Regions from separate parts of the Homo sapiens genome. Here all the other regions are linked to region 2. Evidence: read pairs that join two places in POLR2A ChIA-PET (ENCODE). Cell type or tissue: HepG2. All regions are shown on one strand. Links, peaks and the distances in the headings refer to the core of each region. The heading gives the core; the rest is flanking DNA. Region 1 overlaps HNRNPC (heterogeneous nuclear ribonucleoprotein C). Region 2 overlaps CHD8 (chromodomain helicase DNA binding protein 8). Region 3 overlaps RPGRIP1 (RPGR interacting protein 1).

What was found. ChIA-PET counts read pairs that join two places held together with the same protein. Peaks named below come from ENCODE experiments on the same cell type or tissue, not always from the same donor. Only the 100,000 strongest peaks of a DNase experiment are listed, where the experiment ranks them.
Region 1: POLR2A ChIA-PET joins it to region 2 with 5 read pairs; 10 of 35 experiments call an interaction of 5 or more read pairs at or near these places.
Region 3: POLR2A ChIA-PET joins it to region 2 with 6 read pairs; 6 of 35 experiments call an interaction of 5 or more read pairs at or near these places.

What each region holds. Positions count from the first base shown.
Region 1 is chr14:21,253,640-21,261,437 of GRCh38, reverse strand. The region is part of intron 2 of HNRNPC (heterogeneous nuclear ribonucleoprotein C); the gene reads left to right. Among named protein-coding and RNA genes, the nearest start is that of HNRNPC, 12 kb to the left of the region's middle. RefSeq lists an enhancer at 6,191-7,128. In HepG2, for the core only: no CTCF peak of the experiment used is centred there; no DNase peak of the experiment used is centred there.
Region 2 is chr14:21,432,790-21,440,587 of GRCh38, reverse strand. All of the region lies in intron 1 of CHD8 (chromodomain helicase DNA binding protein 8), which reads left to right. Among named protein-coding and RNA genes, the nearest start is that of CHD8, 19 kb to the left of the region's middle. RefSeq lists enhancers at 2,726-2,905, 2,936-3,095, 2,883-3,426. In HepG2, for the core only: no CTCF peak of the experiment used is centred there; DNase peaks (open chromatin) are centred at 2,667 and 3,227; H3K4me3 peaks cover 2,031 bases; H3K27me3 peaks cover 392 bases.
Region 3 is chr14:21,302,038-21,307,037 of GRCh38, reverse strand. It overlaps RPGRIP1 (RPGR interacting protein 1), which reads right to left. Exons shown (of 25, transcript NM_020366.4): 5 at 4,454-4,550; 6 at 3,495-3,707. Among named protein-coding and RNA genes, the nearest start is that of RPGRIP1, 24 kb to the right of the region's middle. In HepG2, for the core only: no CTCF peak of the experiment used is centred there; a DNase peak (open chromatin) is centred at 4,307; H3K4me3 peaks cover 745 bases.

The DNA.
Region 1 (7,798 bases), core at 1,397-6,396, 180 kb after region 2:
AATGGGAATCTTTATTTTTTAAATAAGTGCAAGTTTTATTGATGCTCTCTATTGTATGAGAGCTATTTTTTCTTCTTTGCTGCTGTCAGTGTACGGAAGCTGTTCACTATAGGTTCAGTTTGATTTATTCCTTGTTAATTCTACAAATTTATTATTTTTATGGGACATGTTGTGTTTGGGGATATAAAAAATAGTTTATTATGTTTAAGGGCTTCGCAGCTTAGTGAGGGAGACACATGAATGAAATAATGTCCATATATGATGAGAGGTAAACACATATCCTATAGAAGCATGCCAAAATAAGCTGGGGGCGTTGGTACCTGCCTGTAAGCCTGTAGTCACAACTAATTGGAAGGCTGAGGCAGGAGGGTCCCTTGGCCCAGGATTTGAGAGACTGTAGTGTGTGATGTGATTATCCACTGCACTCCAGGCTGGGCAACATAATGAGACCCCATCTTTTTTTTTTTTTTTTTTTTTGAGACAGTCTCGCTCTGTTTCCCAGGCTGGAGTGCAGTGGTGCCATCTTGGGTCACTGCAACCTCCACCTCCCGGGTTCAAGCGATTCTCCTGCCTCAGCCTCCCGAGTAGCTGAGACTACAGGCACGGACCACCATGCACGGCTAATTTCTGTATTTTTAGTAGTGACGAGGTTTCACCATGTTGGCCAGGCTGGTCTCAAACTCCTGATCTCATGGTCTGCCCGCCTCGGCCTCCCAAAGTGCTGGAATTACAGGCATGAGCCACTGCACCTGGCCTTAAATTTTTCTATTTTTAGTAGAGACAGGGTTCAGTAGAGATGCCATGTTGGCCAGGATGGTCTCAAGTTCCTGACCTCAGGTGATCCACCCGCCTCAGCCTCCTGAAGTTTTGGGATCACAGGTGTGAGCTGCCGCACCCAGCGAGACCCCATCTCTTTTTAAAAAAAGAAAGCATGCAGAAATGGTTACCTAACTAACCCTGAGAGGTCAGGGAATCCTTTTTTTATTATTTTTATTTATAACTTTAAATTTATAAATTTATTCCTTCTACCTTAATCACATAAAGGGATTTTTTTTTTTTTTTTTTTTTAAATAAGACGGAGTCTCGCTCTGTCACCTAGACTGGAGTGCAGTGGTGTGATCTTGGCTCACCACAACCTCTGCCTCCTGGTTTCAAGCAGTTCTCTGTCTCAGCCTCCCGAGTACCTGGGATTACAGGCACCTGCTACTATGCCCGGCTAATTTTTTTTTTTTTTTTTTGAGATGGAGTCTTGTTCTGTTGCCCAGGCTGGAGTGCAGTGGCACGATCTCGGCTCACTGCAAGCTCTGCCTCCCAGGTTCACGCCATTCTCCTGCCTCAGCCTCCCAAGTAGCTGGGACTACAGGCGCCCGCCACTACGCCCGGCTAATTTTTTTGTATGTTTAGTAGAGACGGGGTTTCACCGTTTTAGCCGGGATGGTCTCGATCTCCTGACCTCGTGATCCGCCCGCCTCGGCCTCCCAAAGTGCTGGGATTACAGGCGTGAGCCACCGCGCCCGGCCCACCTGACTATTTTTTATTGTTTTTTTTTTTTTTTGGTGGAGACAGGTCTCATTTTGTTTCCCAGGCTGGTCTCAAAAACTCCTGGAAGATTTTAATTTTTAGGAATGTCTTTCTAATAACAGTATGGAAATGGTGTAGAGGAAATGAGATTGGAAGTAGGAGATTAATAAAGGAGATATTAAAATCCAAGAAAGAATAACGACCTGGCTTGGACAAAGGTAATGCTATGAGATTAGAGATTAGGAGGTAAAATTAGGAGCATCTCAGGATGGATGTGATAAGGTGGACAAGAACACAGATTTGGCATGATTGCTGGTTTCTAGCTTCTGGGATAGGGATAGATATTGGGGAATGAATGAAGGGAGCAGATTATAGTTTGAGGGTGGGAAAAAGAATATTTTAAACATCTTGGAGGTATTCAAGGAACATTCAAGTATAAGATGTTTTATTAAGTATCTGAGTACTATTTGAAAATCATTAGGTTTGGGCATATAGGGATGAACAAAACATGTCCCCTGCCCTCTTAGATATTATAGATCATTGAGGGAAGAAACAAAGTAAATGGCACTTTTCACAGTAAGGATCGATGAAGGAAAAGAAGAGCGTGGATGAGAAGATGGCAAGGGAACCAAAATTAGAACATGGAATTTGGGGGATGCTGCCAGGGAAGCTTAGCTACGTGGAAGTAGCTAATGGTGAAGCTCATTCTGTAAGAAAACCATATGTGAAAGCACAGATAATGAGGGGGAACAAGACTTGGCCTCCAAGTAAGAAATAATACTGGAAAATAATTACCAAGAATACATAGATGAGGGATGGAGTTAGAGAGGTAGGCAAGGACCAAACATTTCATAGCACGGGACCTTAGAGGGTCTTGTTTAAGATCCTGTCTTGGGCACAAGTAGAATCTATTGAAGGATTTTGAAGAAGAGGTCTGGTTTATCTTCTGTTGTGTAGGGAATATTAGTGATGAGAACTAAGAGGGCAAGTAGGGCAGTAAGTTTGGAGACCTATTAGAGTAGGCCACTGTCTCAATCTCTTGAAGAAAATAATCATCCCAAGCCTAACAATAACTTGCCCTGGTTTTTCAAATGAGTTTTTATTGGGTGTATTAATGAGCAAAATCAGTCTGAGTAAGATAGGTTGAGAACTGATGAGGCTCCAGGAAATTACTAATTATTTCTGATACCTTGTTGGGTCATATAATGGCTTTCTGATTTGGCAGAAAAAAGTAGCAGGACATTAATTTATGGAAGTATTCTAAACACTTGACTATGTCCAACACTGTTAAAGTTGTGAGTTTGTGTTAACTTAATCATCATCAAAACCTTGAGTAGGAGTAGATACTGTTATTCATGTTTTAGAGGTGAGAATATTGGAGTACAGAATTTAAATAACTTGCCTAAAGTTAAACTGCTTTAGTGGTTTAGCATGGATTCAACCCTGGGATTAAGGGTGCAGATTTCAACACTTAATGATAGTAGACTCCTTTCGTCACTTTGATATGTTGAACTTTTTTTTTTTTTTGAGACATAGTCTCGCTCTGTCACCAGGCTGGAGTGCAGTGGCATGATCTCTGGCTCACTGCAACCTCCGCCTCCTGGGTTCAAGCGATTCTTGTGCCTCCGCCTCCTGAGTAGCTGGGATTGCAGGCATGCACCACCACACCCAGCTAATTTTTATATTTTAGTAGAGATGGGGTTTCACCATGTTGGCCAGGCTGGTCTAGAAATCCTGACCTCGTGATCCGCCCACCTCGATTTCCCAAAGTGCTGGGATTACAGGCGTGAGCCACTGTGTCCGGCTGAGCATTCTAGAAAAACAGATTTTAGTTTGGTTAAAGTTCCAAAGAACAACTTTGGACTTTTATTATTAAAATTTTAAAACTAAATATGTTTATATTTTTGCCCTTGATTTCCCAACACCTTAAATGGCTTAAAGATGTGTATATGTGCAAGGTAGTTAATGTTTAGGTAGATGTATCTTGGTAAAATGTTACCATGGTTGTGATGGCATTGTTAATAGGGAAGCAAGCACATTTTAAAAGTGAGCTTTAGGCCAGTTGCAGCAGTTTATGCCTATAATCCCAGCACTTTGGGAGGCTGAAGTTGGAGGATAGCTTAAGGCCAGGAAAGTCTGGCAACATAGCAAGAGCCTGTCTACAAAAAGCTGGGCACGGTGGCACACAGCTGTAGTGTAGCTCCCTGGGAGGCTGAGGCGGTAGAATTAATTGAGTTCAGGAGTTTGAGGTCAGTGTGAGTTATGATTGCGCCACTGTACTCCAGCCTGGGTGACAAGAGTGAGACCCTATCTCTTAAAGTAAAAAAACAAAAGTGAGCTATCTTTTTTTTTTTTCTAAGACTTATAAAACCGAAGTGAACTTCAGTTAGAAAAAAATTATTTGTGGTTAAAAAAGAACCACGGAGACGGATGCATTAACTAAGCCCAGGGGTCCTTTTTCAATCCTCATCTCACTTGACCTGTTGGTTCCATTTAACCAGATCTCTTCCTTGAAACGTTTTTATTTTTTTTTTACTTTGCTTCCAGGTTTTTGTTACATGTTTCTGTTACATGTTAAACTTCTTTCTGTTGGAGTGCCCCATGGTTCAGTCCTTCCACTTCTCTTTTCTGTCCACACTCTGGGTCCAATTTCATTCAGATTCATTCATGATGTAATATACCACCTATAAGCTGATTTCGACACTTAAGATCAACAGCCTATACTTTTCTTTCGAATGTCATACCAATTCAGTTTACCTGCATGACAACTCTGTTGAATATCCAATATGTCAACTTAAAAGTGCAAAACTGTGCTCCTGATGTTCATGCCTCAAACCAGTCTCTTGTGTACTGTTGCCTTTTTCAGTTAATGAAACAATTTTTGTGTCTCTTGGGCCAAAGATTTTGGCTAGCCATCCTTGACTTTTACTCTTCTCACCTTTGGCCTATTAGAAAATCATGTTGGCCAGGTGTGGTAGCTCAGGCCTGTAATCCCAGCACTTTGGGAGGCTGAGGGAGGCGCATCGCTTGAGCTCAGGGGTTTGAGACCGGCCTGGGCAACATGGTGAAACCCTGTCTCTTCAAAAATATACAAAAATTAGCCAGGAGTGGTGGCAAGTGTCTGTAGTCCCAGCTACTTGAGAGACAGGCATGAGAATCGCTTGAGCCCAGGAAGCAGAGGTTGCAGTGAGCCGAGATCGCACCCGCACCATTGCACTCCAGCCTGGGTGACAGAGCAAGACCCTATCACAAAAAAAAGAAAGGAAAAAATGCTGTCAGCTCTTCAAAATATACCACTACTCATACTGTCGACACTTGGTCCAATTTCAAGCCACCCTTGTCTCCTGTGCATTATTATATATAATAGGTTTGTATTTCTTTTGTCCCTCCCCACTAGTTTTGTTCTTAAAAGTGATAGCTAGATTGATCCTAAAATGTATTGTTTGAAGGATTTTTTTTTTGGGGGGGAGATGGAGTTTTGCTCTCTTTGCCCAGGCTGTAGTGCAGTGGTGCGAGCTCGGCTCACCGCAACCTCTGCCTCCCGGGTTCAAGCAGTTCTCCTGCCTCAGCCTTCCAAGTAGCTGGGATTACAGGCACCAGCCACCAAGCCCAGCTAATTTGTTTTTTATTTTTAGTAGAGACAGGGTTGCACCATGTTGGCCAGGATAGTCTCGATTTCTTGACCTTGTGATCTGCCCGTCTCTGCCTCCCCAAAGTGCTGGGATTACAGGCGTGATCCACCACGCCTGGCCATTGAAAAATGTTTTGCCTGAAAACAAACAACCTAATGGCTGCCTTTTTCAGCATTGAAGTCAAAAATTTTTCTGTGATTTACAGGGCATCCCACGTGATTTGTTGTGTCCCTTCCCTTGCTGTTAATATACTGTGCTTCAGCCACACTGGCCTTCTTAACTGTATTGAACACATTGGATATGTTTCCACTTTAGGGCTTTTCCTTGGAATTTTCTCTGACTCATACAGTTTGGTTCCTCAGTTCCTCTGAGACTTTTTACTCAGAAGCTACCCCCTTAGTGATGTGTCTTCCCTTATTTAGCGCTTTAAGCTCCCCTTCTCCTAAATACTCTTTAGCACTTATCACCAACTGTAGAATTTGTTTTTTTCTATGTAAAGACATAAGAGATATGTCCAGAAATACATATGCCAAACAATTAACATTGATTGCCTCTGGGCAAGAAGTGGGATTTAGGAGATTTGAAACTTGTGTACTATGTGCTTAAGACTATTATAATGATCAATGTGGTAGTATTTTCCTTCTAATTAAAAAGCTTAAAAATGTACATCAACTCTTGTGATTCTGTGTGGGCATAAATAGCATAGCTAGTCTGTGTAATAGGGGTTTAGTAAGCAGTGTTAATAGTTGAAGAAACTGCTTTAAAAGGTTTAGCTGTGATAGAGTCGAGTTAGCATTTGAGCACATAGACTACCGTGTTGCCTGTATCAACATTTGGGAGAGCTTGACCATTTTAAAAATATGTATTCTCTACTGAGAAAGCATGGCTATTTGTAAGAGGTAGAGTGAATTAGAGAACTTTTTTTTTATTATTTCTACCTAATCTGATTCTGACTTTACCAGTCTGAAATATTCTTCCTGTTTTCTAATTATATTGACCTATGGCTCCTGAGTTGATTTTAAAACTGAAAAAACTCCAGGAGTTCATTGAACCAGATTTAGGCTTTTCTGGCTAGTCTTGAATAACATTTAGGAGTTTAGTAGAGTACATTTTGAACAAAAATTTTCCTCCAGTCCTCTAACTAAAATAGGTATTCTGAAGAGGATAAACTATTCATAATGCATTGTCACTCCCTATATTGATCCTTTAAATAAAATCTTCACATAAGTGGGTTTTCTAGCTTCAGAGCGAGAAGAAAAGTTTTCTCATGCTATTACCCTTAAGTTTGTGGAATTCATGCTAGAGTTATGGCTATGCTGTTTAAAATGGAGTTTTTCTGGTTTTTTTTTTTGTTTTTTTTTTGAGACTAGAGTCTCGCTCTGTTGCCCAGGCTGGAGTGCAATGGCACGATCTTGGCTCACCGCAACCTCCGCCTACCGCAACCTCCGCCTCCCGGATTCAAGTGATTCTCCTGCCTCAGCTTCCCGAGTAGCTGGGATTACAGGCGCCTGCCACCACGCCTGGCTAATTTTTGTATTTTTACAAGAGACAGGGTTTCACCATGCTGGCCAGGCTGGTCTCGAACTCGCGACCTCAGGCAATCCGCCCATCTCGGCCTCCCAAAGTGCTGGGATTACAGGCGTGAGCCACCGCAGCTTGCTAAAATGGAGTTTTATTACTCCTTTGAAAAGGAATACTAGTCAAGTGACTGAAGATTGATGTGGATTTGGGAGAGGAGGTACCTCATCTTTATCTTACCTTTGATCCGAATAAAGTAATACATGCTCATAGAACATTTTTAGAAAATACAGCTATCCAAAGATAACATTTGGGGTGTTCTTCCAGGCTTTTTGGGGCTTATATAAACTTCAAAAAGCACTGTCATACAGCATATATATTTAAGTAATAATTTTAAATTTAACCTGAATAGCTTATGTTAGTAGATACAGATCTCTGAAAAATTTGTAGTAGTTACATAGTATTATATACTCTATAATACTACATGGTACATTGTATACTTGTACTATATTTTATTTTACCAATACACTGTTGTACTCGTCCCCATTTTTTCTTTTGTAAACAAAGCTTTGGACAGTCAAAACTACAGTTGTGCATATCTTTATTTTCTTACATTTAAGCCCCAGAAATATAATTATTCAAGGGTATGCACATCTTTTTTGCCGGGGAGGTGGGCAGAGTATGCACTTTTTTTTTTTTTTTTTTTGAGACGGAATCTCACTCTAGCCCAGGCTGGAGTGCAGTGGCATGGTCTCACTGCAAGCTCCCTCTCCCGGGTTCATGCCATTCTCCTGCCTCAGCCTCCTGAGTAGCTGGGACTATAGGTGCGTGCCAACACACCCAGCTAATTTTTTAATTTTTTTTTGGTAGAGACGGGGATTCACCGTGTTAGCCAGGATGGTGTCGATTTGCTGACCTCGTGATCTGCCCGCCTTAGCCTCCCAAAGTGCTGGGATTACAGGCCTGAGCCACCGCGCCTGGCCGCACATTTTAAAAAGTTCTTAAGTTTGTTCTCCAGAAGCTAATAAGTTTAGCAATTTATTGGCAGTGTTAGCGGCCACTAATACTTAATTTCTAGTTTTGTGAATTACTTTGGATCTTTTGCTTTAAGATTTGACCCTGTATTA
Region 2 (7,798 bases), core at 1,090-6,089:
TGCCTGAATATCCCTTTCTTACAGCCCACCTTTCCCTCCCACCTGGTAACTTTTCCTCATTGTTTAAGAAACTATTTTCTTGGCTGGATGCGGTGGCTCACACCTGTAATCTCAGCACTTTGGGAGGCTGAGGTGGGTGGAACACCTGAGGTCAGGAGTTCGAGACCAGCCTGGCCAACATGGTGAAACCTCATCTCTACTAAAAATACAAAAATTAGCCGGGCATGGTGGTGGACGCCTGTAATCCCAGCTACCCGGGAGGCTGAGGCAGGAGAATCACTTGAACCCGGGAGGCAGAGGTTGCAGTGAGCCGAGATCGCACTACTGCACTCCAGCCTGGGCAACAGAGTGAGACTCCATCTCAAGAAAAAAAAACCAGCAACAAAAAAGAGAAACTACTTTATTGATGTTTTTTCCTCCTGAGCCCCTGCTGGTCTTATTGAATGTGTCACCTTGTATTATAATTGTTTTTATTTGTCACTGTTGTCATACTGCCTACTCTTTACCCTCTTCCCACATACATACACAAATGCACTCTTACTTACTGTGAGTTGAGGGTAGGGATTATGTCTTACTTGTTTTTGGATCCCTAATGCTAGCAGATTACTTGGCATGTTACATACTCAATACATATTGAAGTAATAAGAAGCATTTGATGTTGAACTTAGAGGATAATAAGTAAGATTTTGGTAATGCAAAGAAAGAAATTAAAGATGTGTATAATTTGAAGGCAGCAATATTAGGCTCAGATTAGAAAAAATACGACAATAGTAATTTGTCTTTTTTTGGCTAGCAAGTATATGTAGACAAATGGTAGAAAATAAGACAGGAAATATAAGATATTGTCTTAAGTAATTGGGAGCCTTTGAAAATTTTCCAGCACAAGTTTGATTTGGCCATACCGTGTTTTAGGATATTAATCTGGTTGCAGAATGGATTAGTAGGGTGAGTAGAGAGATTTTTTATGAGGCTTTTCTCTTACATAAGCAACTACATAAGTAAGGGAGATGGCAGCAGAAATAGGAGTCAGATATATGAATCCTAACTTGCCACTTAGTTTCATAGTCAAACATTCAACTCTCTAAGCCTCAGTTTTCTCATCTATACACTAAGAAGGTTGACAGAGTCTTTGGCAGCTCCAAAATCTTTGTTATATATTGTAAGAGAATCAATGACACTTGGCAAATGATTGGATGGTGGCTACAGGGGGGAGGTTTTAGAGACTGTTGAGGTTTTGAGCCACAGTGAATGGGAAAACAGTATTGCTGTTTACAGGAGTGGTAATTAGGTGTTTTTAGCGACAGTGGTAATGCTAGGATCTTTAAAAAATAAGACATCTAAAGCAAGTTGATTTTCCTAATTTGTGTCCTCAGAGTATAAGAAAATAGGATTTCAATGTTGAGGATACTTTCAGAGGAAACTAATGGTCAGGAGATAAGCCGCCCTTTTTTTTTCTTTTTTGAGACATTGTTTCACTGTGTTGCCCAGGCTGGAGTGCCTTGGCATGATCTTGGCTCACTGCACCCTCCACCTGCTGGGTTCAAGCAATCCTCGTGCCTCACCCTCCCCAGTAGCTGGGACTACAGGTGAGTGCCACCACTCCCAGCTAGTTTTTGTATTTTTAGTAGAGATGGGGTTTCGCTATGTTGGCCAAGCTGGTCTCAAACTCCTGGCCTCAAGTGATCTGCCCACCTTGGCCTCCCAAATGCTGAGATTACAGGTGTGAGCCACTGCACCTGGCTTTTTTTGGCTTTTTTTTTAAGACAGAGTCTCGCTGTGTCACCAGGCTGGAGTGCAGTGGGGTGATCTTGGCTCACTGCAACCTCTGCCTCCCAGGTTCAAGCGATTCTGCCTCAGCTTCCCAAGTAGCCGGGACTACAGGCGAATGCCACTACGCCCAGTAATTTTTGTATTTTTAGTAGAGACGGGGTTTCACCATGTTGACCAGGATGGTCTAGATCTCTTGACCTTGTGGTCTGCCCGCCTCGCTCTCCCAAAGTGCTGGGATTACAGGTGTGAGCCACTGCGCCCGGCATCTTTCTTTTTTCTTTCTTTCTTTTTTTTTTTTTTTTTTTAAGAGACTAGGTGTTACTATGTAATGCCCAAGCTGGTCTTGAACTCCTGGATACAAGCGATCTGCCCACCTCGGCCTCTCTAAGTGCTGGGATTGCAGGCATGAGCCACCACTGCACCCGGACTAAACTGCTCTTTTTAATAACAGTGTCCTGGCTGGGCGTGATGGCTCACGCCTGTAATCCCAGCACTTTGGGAGGCTGGGGTGGGTGGGTCACTTGAGGTCAGGAGTTCGAGACCAGCCTAGCCAACATAGTGAAACCCTGTCTCTACTAAAAATACAAAAATTAGCTAGGTGTGGTGGCAGGCGCCTGTAATCCCAGCTATTCGGGAGGCTGAGGCAAGAGAATCGCTTGAACACGCGAGGCGGAGGTTGCAGTGAGCCAAGATTGCGCCACTACACTCCAGCCTGGGCGACAGAGTCAGACTCTGTCTCAAAAAAGGAAAAAACAAGTTTACTTTGGTGGATTTAAGCTTGCACACCATCATTCTGGGGTTGTCTAGTCTCACTGGGAATTAGAGTGATTTCAAGTGACATCGCAAAGTGGACACTGATTAAAAGGTCAAATGGGCTGAGTTTCAAGAGATGGGAGAACAGGAAACCGAGTTTAGAGGGTGAGGAGTGTTTGTTTTGAGCGGGCTAAGGGTCGGGAATTGTTAGAGGGCCCCAGGAATTACTGTCTAAAAAGCCGTATTGGTATTGAAGGGTCACAGTGTCAAAAATGCACGGCAACCTTATGTGTTGTGGCAGAAAGAGTGCTTTAAAAGGCCCCATATTCCAGCTGGGCTGACTCCCACGATGGAGGGAAGAAGATTTGGCCCCTTTTATTAGGTAGTGGGATACGGTGTAGTCACTACAGGAGAGGGGTTGACAGGGCTGCTAGAAGGCCGGGGATTCAGAGGGAGGCGGAGCTGGCCTAGCGCGGAACCCTCCCTCCCAAGTTTATACTCTTCAGGGTGAAGAATTCAGAGTAGATGGTAGGGAATTTAATCTCCAGGACTGGTTTCGCGTACTATGAGACTGTTCCTCTGGCCAGCCCCCTTTTTTCAAGCAAGCTGCAGGCTTCGCCTCGGCCCTAGAAACCGGATAGGCCTCTCCGTGCGCTCTCAACCTAACCTGCGGGGGAGGGGGAAGGGAGCTCCTTATAGTCCCACCCTTTGCGCTGTTTTGCGTCTTTTCGCCTTTGGTGAGTGGCAGTGCGCTTCAGCCAATGATGGCGCGGGGCGGGCAGGAGCATCAGGTTAGGTTGCGCAGGAGGAGGGGGAACTGGTGCTGGAGAGACAGGGAGAGGGGCGAACCGGCCCCCCACAGCCACTGCAGGTAAAGCCACCTCTCTCCTCCACTGGGGTGAGGCACAGCTCGTTTTCTCCTTCAGGGCTTGTCGGGCCTCTCGGCCTGCAGCTTCCGCCCTAACATTGCTCCTATCCCGGGCATCCACACCCCCCACCCCCCGCATCTTCCCGTCTTGGCCATCCCCACCCTGGAGGGCACCCCCGCTAGCTCCTTACCTCAAGTGCATGTACCTCATTTCCATTTTGGGGTCTCCAGTTACCAGAAATCTTCCGCCTCTGCTGTATGGACCTTACTGGCACCAACCCCGGCAGTATGAGCAGGTAATGTACCCGGGTCCCCCCCACCCCCACCCCAGTCGCGTTTTCCTCTCCATCAACCCCTCACTTCCTCACCTCGCCCTTTCCCTTTTTTCATGAGTGCAGAATCTCTCTAGTTTCTTCTTTACCCCCTGAAAATACATGTCTTTAGCTGTCGTAGTTGCCTATTTTGCTTTTCCGATTTATTCACAAGGTCTTACTTTACCAGCCTTATATTCCCCCAAATGACCATACCCTTGATTGAGGTGTGAGTGCTTTCTCTTTCAGTAATTGGAAAACAGAAACAGAGTAGCCACACATTTGGCAGTGAGAATGGTGAAGACAGAGAAAATGGCCTAGGATCTTGATCTACTTAGGAAATCTGAGTGGCTCCAATTTGGTCCTATGTCTTTCCATCCTGATCCTTTGCTGACCCTAAATTGTGATTGCATTCACTTTGGATGTTTATTTTTCATTTCTGTATAAGATTTGAGACCCTTCGTGTCTCACGAATGTCTTCATGGTACAGTTTTAAAATACTTCTCTTTTAAAATTATGTTGGTGATTTTCATTTTAGCCCTTTGGATTATTTTATTTTCAAGGTATTTCTCATTTAAATTAAGCTGCTTCTACCCATCTTATGTTTCAGTAACATGTATTTATGTCTATCTGCAACTGATCTTCTTGAAAGGATACAGTTTCCAACAACAAGATTTGTTCTTTGAAGTAAATAAAATAGTTTATTCTTTTCTGAACCTTTGAGCAGCTAGAGGTTAAGTGGTCATGAGTGGTACTTTCTAAAAGTGCACATTACAGAAAGAGGTCAGCATGGCTCAATACTGCATTCGTTCATTGTCTTCTAAGAGGTTGTCACTACGGAGAAATCTATAAGTGGGCAATAGATATCTGTAGCTCATTTTACATAATTTTATCTATTAGACGACAGAACTAATCTCTTGCAGTGTTTCTCATCCATCATAAACAGTAAATGATGATAAACTCCTTTTGAGAGGCTATAGGAAATCTTATCCCATCCCAAAGATACTGGTAACTCTGCCAAGCCAGGAATGTTTCTTTCTCTGCCCTCTACTCCTCACGTGTCTTTTACAGATCTTCACTGGCCAAGAAGGCTTTGTCCAGTGTTAATAAATATAAATAGCCTAAACAATGAGATGTAGTTTTTTCACTTGATAAATATAAAATTATAATATTGAATACACCTTTAAGAACTGCACATTTATCTCCACCCTCGGTTCCCAGAAGCCCTTCTTAAGGGCCTTAGTCTCCATCCCCTGGTTGAGAATCACTGCTTTGTTGAAAGGTATGGAGAGATTGAGATGGAAAAATATAGGGTAGAATTAAAACAAAATACTTTATCATAGGACAGACAGTTTATTATAGAAATGGGCAAGGGTGAGGAATAATGTCAAATAAGAATGAGAGAGTTGGGACTCTAGATTTCCAAAAAAATCAAGAACTGTATTAAAGGTGGTAAAGCTGCAGAAGAACATCAGTTTGTACTTGTCTCAAGGGGAAGCAGTAGTTTCACCTTTAAGAAGGAGATGAAGTGAAGGGCTATACTGGCATATATAATAAAGTATTTTTCTACAGGTAACTGTATTGTTACTTGGCGATTATAGATAGATGGGCTTGGATTTTAACCTTAACTGACTAGTTTGTTACTTTTCCCTTCCACTGCCATCCCTCACCCCCTACATGCCCTCCAAGATTTCTGTCATGATTCTGGTCATTAGTTTGTAATTATGGAAAGTGACTAAGTACAACCACTAAGTTTTGTCTTTCCTTTTGAGCACATACATGTGTTTCTCTTTTGGGGACTGGTGGGCCAACACTGGCTTTTCATTCTTAATATGATAAAAGTTGGTGTGACTTCTTTATCTAGGCAGTTACTTTGCATTGAAACCAACTTAACATCTGTTCATTTTTGCTATTAGGGTTTGAATCAAGGAAAGAGAATTCATGAGATGGTTGAGAGGATTCATGAGATAGATGAGCTTGGTAGAATAAATAGGCCGTATGTGGATATAGCCAGGGTGACCCACAAGTAGTAGTAGAAGGAGGGTTAAAAAAAGTTAGATGTATGTTGGGAGAAGGTTTAATCTTGTAAGAGTCAAGGACAGTTTAAAGATAGGAACTAGAAAAGAAGTAGGAAACTAGCATAAAAATATGAGATGAATTGGGTCAGTATAGGTGAGAATGATGGGACTGAGAAGTAATGATACTTGGTGGCAAGGTTTTTGAATTATTAGGCATAGACCGAACTAGAAGAAGCAGAAATTTGGTTCGAAAATTGGGAAGGGAGAGATAAATGACAATGCATTGATCTTTAAAAAGCTTATACTAAGTCATATGGGGGTAAGGAGATTCATCAGAAACCATCAGCCTTGTTTCTCCTATTTAAAAAAAAAAAAATCTGGGCCTAAGATTGGATCATTATGGGGGAAAGGAAGAGCATTAGAATTAACAAATAGCAAGGAATCATGGAAGCGACAAAATACTCCATGGAATAAGGAGCAGGCTATAAACTATTTGCAACGTAAACTTCTGGTTAGTAGAAACTTTCAGCGTGGTGGCTCATGCCTATAATCCCAGCACTTTGGGAGGCTGAGGCGACGGCTCACCTCTGAAGTCGAGAGTCCGAGACCAGTCTGACTAACGTGGCGAAAACCTGTCTCTACTAAAAATACAAAATTAGCCGAGTGTGGTGGCGCAGGCCTGTAATCCCAGCTATTCGGGAGGCTGAGGCAGGAGAATCGCTTGAACCCAGGAGGTAGAGGTTGCGGTGAGCCGAGATCGCGCCATTGCACTCCAGCCTGGGCGACAAGAGTGAAACTCTGTCTCAGAAAAAAAAAAAAAAAAAAAAAGAAACTTTCACTGTTGTTTTTATATTACTCCTAGCTGTAGATACTTTAACTTCTGACGGTGAGTAGAGAATGAAAAATAATTGGTGCCAAAGTAGGTATACTGGAAAAAAGCTGATGATAATGGGAAGGAAATTTATTAATATCAAGTTATTGAGTAGGTTTTCGTTAAATCAGGAAGCATTCATAACTTTCCTGATTGCCATTTTGAGTAATTTGGAGGCAAATATTAGATATGAGAGGCTGGAATGAGCTGGTGGAATAGGCTAGCCAGGAATGGGAGATGGTATGGATCTTGGGTTGAGATATGAAAAGTATGCAATTACTGAAGCAAGGACGATCTTGTTTAACATTGTTGGAGATACCATGTATACTTTGTAATTTTGACTCACGTGTTTGTTCTCTTTGTCTGTTTTGGAGTATCTGATATATTAACCCATATTATATTGTTTTATAAGGATAAGTGAGATGGGTTGGGAAGGAAAAAACATAGCATGGGGGTTATATGGAAAAGTCTCCTTCAGTCAGGACTGTGCCTCTGACAAATTTCTTATCTGGTGTCTTCCAAAAGTTAGGAGAAATGGTCTTACCAAGCAAGACTTTCCTGTATTGTCAAATACTGTCATCATATACAAAGAACAGATATTTCTTTTTCATATATTTGGGTTTTATGGTGATATACTTCCCTGTCTTTGATAGCTTTTCTTTTTTCCACTAGTTTCATGAACTTAAAACCCTAGACATGGATTTTGTGAACCTACTTTCAGCCATTCATAAGACATGTTTTCAAGATAGGAAGCTTTTTACCATCTCATGTTAGAATCAAAGGATACCATTTAGTTTCTGTGAGGATCGAATGGTTTACTCCAGATAATGCGAGCAAGTATAATTCATTAACTGTTTTTTGATTAGCTACTATATGTGCTATGTCCTGCTGGTTCTTAGGGGATCCACAGATAAATAAAACATAGTCCCCACCATCCAAGAACTTTCTCCCAGAGAAAGAGGAGCTGGGCCATGGTACAGAGTTGTGGAGGGTGTACATTGCATACATTCATAACAAATTTTTATATATTTAGTATGGCAGTTTTCCAGGCATCTTGAGAAGTGGGCAACTTTTTACAATTTGCGCAAAGGAACCATTTGGGCCTTCAGAGGATATATTACAGACTTAGGTCATTATAATAAAATATTAAATATAAGTGTTTTAAGGTATAAACAATGGTGTGGGTATTTAAAGGAGGTGGAGGGAT
Region 3 (5,000 bases), core at 1-5,000, 130 kb after region 2:
CTTTGGGAAGTTGAGGCGGGCAGATCACGAGGTCAAGAGATTGAGACCATCCTGGCCAACATAGTGAGACCCCATCTCTACTAAAAATACAAAAATTAGCTGGGTGTGGTGGTGCGCACCTGTAGTCCCAGCTACTCAGGAGGCTGAAGCAGGAGAATTGCTTGAACCTGGGAGGGGGAGGTTGCAGTGAGCCGAGATTGCACCACTGCACTCCAGCCTGGCGACAACAGAGTGAGACTGTCTCAAAAAATAATGATAATAATAATAATAATAGTAAAATACACCCGGCACGGTGGCTCACGCTTATAATCCCAGCACTTTGGAAGGCTGAGGCGGGTGGATCACGAGGTCAAGAGATTAAGACCATCCTGGCCAACGTGGTGAAACCCCGTCTCTACTAAAAATACAAAAATTAGCTGGGCATGGTGGCGCACACCTGTAGTCCCAGCTACTCGGGAGGCTGAGGCAGGAGAATCACTTGAACCTGGGAGGTGGAGATTACAGTGAGCTGAGATCTCGCCACTGCACTCCAGCTTGGGTGACAGAGTGAGTCTCTGTCTCGGAAAATAAAAATAAAATAAAATAAAATAATAGAAAGAAGATTAGGCTGGGCGCAGGGGCTCACGCCTGTAATCCCAGCACTTTGGGAGGTCGAGGAAGGCGAATCACCTGAGGTCAGGAGTTCGAGACCAGCCTGGCCAACATGGTGAAACCCCCTCTCTACTAAAAATATAAAAATTAGCCAGGTGTGGTGGTGGGTGCCTGTAATCCCAGCTACTCAGGAGGCTGAGGCAGGAGAATTTGCTTGAACCCGGAAGATGGAGATTGCAGTGAGCTGACAAGGTGCCACTACACTTCAGCCTGGGCAACAAAGTGAGACTCTGTCTCAAAAAAAAAAAAAAAAAAAAAAAAAAAAAAAAAAAAAGACTATTATTCCTGAACCTAGGAGCTCACGTTTTCTTTATTGTTTGAAAGATTGAAAGAGATACTGGGGAGGATTTGGGTTCACTCCACTCTATCTCATTGATTCCCTGTCTAGCTGCTGATTAGAATAACCTGGAGAGATCTTAAAATTACACTGCCTGAATTCTACCCCCCAAATAATTGAAAGGGAATCTCAGAGATGGGGCCCAGGGATCTGTTATGGTCTTTTTTTGTTTTGTTTTGTTTTGTTTTTGAGACAGAGTCTTGCTCTGTTGCCCAGGCTGGAGTGCAGTAGCATAATCTTGGCCCAGTGCAACCCCTGCCTCTCGGGTTCAAGCTATTCGCCTGCCTCAGCCTCCCAAGTAGCTGGAATTACAGGCATGAGCCATCACACCCGGCTAATTTTGGTATTTTCAGTAAAGATGGGGATTCACCATGTTGGCCAGGCTGTTTTCGATCTCCTGACCACAAATGATCCACCCACCTTGGCCTCCCAAAGTACTGGGATTACAGGCATAAGCCACCGCACCCGGCCTGGATCTGTGGTTTTAAAATATCTCCAGGTTGAAAACTTATATCCATACAAAAAACGACACATAATGTTAATAGCAGCTTTATTCATAATTGCCAAAACTTGGAAGCAACTAAGACATCTTTCGGTAGCTGAATGGATAAATAAACTGGTACATGTAGACAATCGAATGTTATTTGGTGTTTTGAAAAAATGAGCTTTCAAACCTTAAAAGACATGGAGCAAGCTTAAATGCATATTACTAAGTGAAAGAAGCCAATTTGAAAAGGCCACATACTGTGTAATCCCAACTATATGACATTCTAGAAGAGGCAAAACTGGAGACAGTAAAAAGATCAGTGGTTGCCAGGACTGGAGGTAAAAGACATGACTAGGTGGAACACAGAGGACTTTTGGGGGAGTAAAGCTATTCTGTATGATGCTATAATGATGGATACATGTCCTTACACATTTGTCAAAACCCATAGAATGTACAACACCGGCCAGGCGCAGTGGCTTACGCCTGTAATCCCAGCACTTTGGGAAGCTGAGACAGGCGGATTACGAGGTCAGGAGATCGAGACCATCCTGGCTAACATGGTGAAACCCCGTCTCTACTAAAAATACAAAAAAATTAGCCGGGCATGGTGGCGGGCGCCTGTAGTCCCAGCTACTCAGGAGGCTGAGGCAGGAGAACGGCATGAACCCAGGAGGCAGAGCTTGCAGTGAGCCGAGATCACGCCACTGCCCTCCAGCCTGGGCAACTGAGCGAGACTCCATCTCAAAAAAAAAAAAAGAATGTACAACACCAAGAATGAACCCTAATGTAAACTATTAAATGATGGTCAGGTGATAATGATGTGTCAATGTAGTTTCACTGATTGTAACAAATGCACCACTCTGGTACGGGGTGCTGATAGTTGGGGAGGCTGTGTGTGTATGGAGGCAATGGGTATACAGGAACTCTATTTCCTGCTTAATTTTGCTATAAAACTAAAACTTGTCTGAAAAATACATTTTTAAAAAAGTTTTCCAGGAATTTATGCACAGAGAGGGCTAAGAATCCCTATCTGGTGATGAGGATGAAGTCGTTTTCCTTCTATATAGTGAGGCAGCAAATATCCTTTTATACATAAACTTATCTCCTTTAGGTTAATTTCTTTCTTTCTTTCTTTCTTTCTTTCTTTCTTTCTTTCTTTCTTTCTTTCTTTCTCTCTCTCCTTCCTCCCTCCCTTCCTTCCTTCCTTCCCTCCCTCCCTCCTTCCTTCTTTCCTCTTTTTTTTTTTTTTGACAGAGTTTTGCTCTTGTTGCCCAGGCTGGAGTGCAATGGTGCAATCTCGGCTCACTGCAACCTCCGCCTCCCAGGTTCAAGGGATTTTCCTGCCTCAGCCTCCTGAGTAGCTGGGATTACAGGCACCGGCCACCATACCTGGCTAGTTTTTTTGTATTTTTAGTACAGACGGGGTTTCACCACGTTGGCCAGGCTGGTCTTGAACTCCCGATCTCAGGTGATCCACCTGCCTTGGCCTCCTAAAGTGCTGGGATTACAGGCGTGAGCCACTGCGCCCAGAAGGTTAATTCATTTCTTTTCTTTTCTTTTCTTTTTTTTTTTTTGAGACCAAGTTTTGTTCTTGTTGCCCAGGCTAGAGTGCAATGGCGTTATCTCAGCTCACTGAAACCTCTGCCTCCCAGGTTCAAGTGATTCTCCTGCCTCAGCCTCCCTAGTAGCTGGGATTTACAGGTGCCTGCCACCATGCCTGGCTAATTTTTGTATTTTTAGTAGAGACAGGGTTTCTCCATGTTGGCGAGGCTGGTCTCGAACTCCTGACCTCAGGTGATCGGCCTGCCTCGGCCTCCCAAAGTGCTGGGATTACAGGCGTGATCCATGGTGCCCGCAGGTTAATCCATTTCTTAACCTACGAGGGACTCCGTGTCTACTACTCCGATTGAATTTAATCCCAAACACTCTTTTCCTCTGAGATGGAGGAAAGGTATAAATAAGAATCTCTTAGCTTTTTCAGTTCGTTTTGGTTTGAGGCATGGAGTGCCACACTCTTACCGAAGCTCTGCAGCCTTCTGAGCACACTCCAATGAGCTTCTCTGTTCAAAATTTTCATCTTTAGGCCACATTTTCTCAGGAGACTTGGGTGGCTCTTCCACTTGCATGGTATTGCTGGCCATGATGTGGGCACTGTTAGGCATGCATAGACCAATGGGTTTAGCCATACTTATGACACTGCTGAAAGAAATTATGCTGTTAGAACCAGAAACACTAAATACAAAAAGGATACTTAGAAACTGTTGTTACAGGAGTTTAGAATTGGGTTCTTACACATATAAAAAGAAATTAAGTGAATCAGTAACCTTGGTACATGTCGAGGAAAATCTTATAAAATACAGCTTTCAAATGTCAAACAAAACATAAAGGAATTATGGGCCAGGCGTGGTGGCTCACACCTGTAATCCCAGCACTTTGGGAGGCCAAGGCGAGCAGATCACAAGGTCAGGAGTTGGAGACAAGCCTGGCCAACATAGTGAAACCCTGTGTCCACTAAAAATACAAAAATTAGCTGGGCATGGTGGCACATGCCTGTAGTCCCAGCTACTTAGGAGGCTGAGGCAGGAGAATTGCTTGAACCTGGGAGGCAGGGGTTGCAGTGAACCAAGATCACGCTGCTGCACTCCAGCCTGGGCAACAGAGCAAGACTCCATCTCAAAAAAAAAAAAAAAAAAAAAACACAACAAAGGAATTATGACCTAAGGAAAAAAATATAAATGTAAATAGAGGGAATACCTTCAACTGAGAAATGGACCTTTATTTTCATTTCCTCAGAGAACAGAGAGACGCTTGTTTTCCACTTTTAAGCAATGAAGTTGGAATTTGACCTAGGGTCGACTTTCATCTTCCCTGATCATGCTGAAAAGACTCAAATCACCAACATTCATTTGTTCCCTAAATGATGTCTTTCTAATTAAAGTGGCAGGAATAACAACATGGGATAAATGAGAAGAACTCACAGTTCACTGGGTTTACTGGCTACTTCACCTCTGTTTTCATTTGTCGCATGCTCCTTAAACGATGGAGGGGCTGTGTAGCTCAGCCTGTCCCTTGGCCCTAAAAGTTTAGACAGAAGATGCAGACTCGGGCAACAGTACCCTCCGGAACACCAAGTACTGAAACTGGAACATGAAGGGCTGGGCATAGAGTCTTGAGACCTGGGTGAAACCCTTGTATGACAAATGGTCCCCGAGGAGCAGTTTTTTTTTTACTCTTGCAAAAAACTGCAACTAAAGTCAGCCAGACTATAGATCCTCAAGTGAGTAAGTACAAATAGGAAGAAAAAAGAAAGGTGGAAGCTTGTCCAGGGCAGAGACTGTGTGTCTAACTCTAACCATCTTTGTATCTAGTGCCCAGTACATAACAGGTGGCCAGCTATGCTGAACTGTTAAATGGAACTGAAATTTAAATTCATGCAAGTTTTCTACTTTCAGTTGTTTTTGCATGCGTTTGGTTGTCTGGAGTATGGAACTTGAAATTATAGGACCACACTAAGCAAAATAAGTG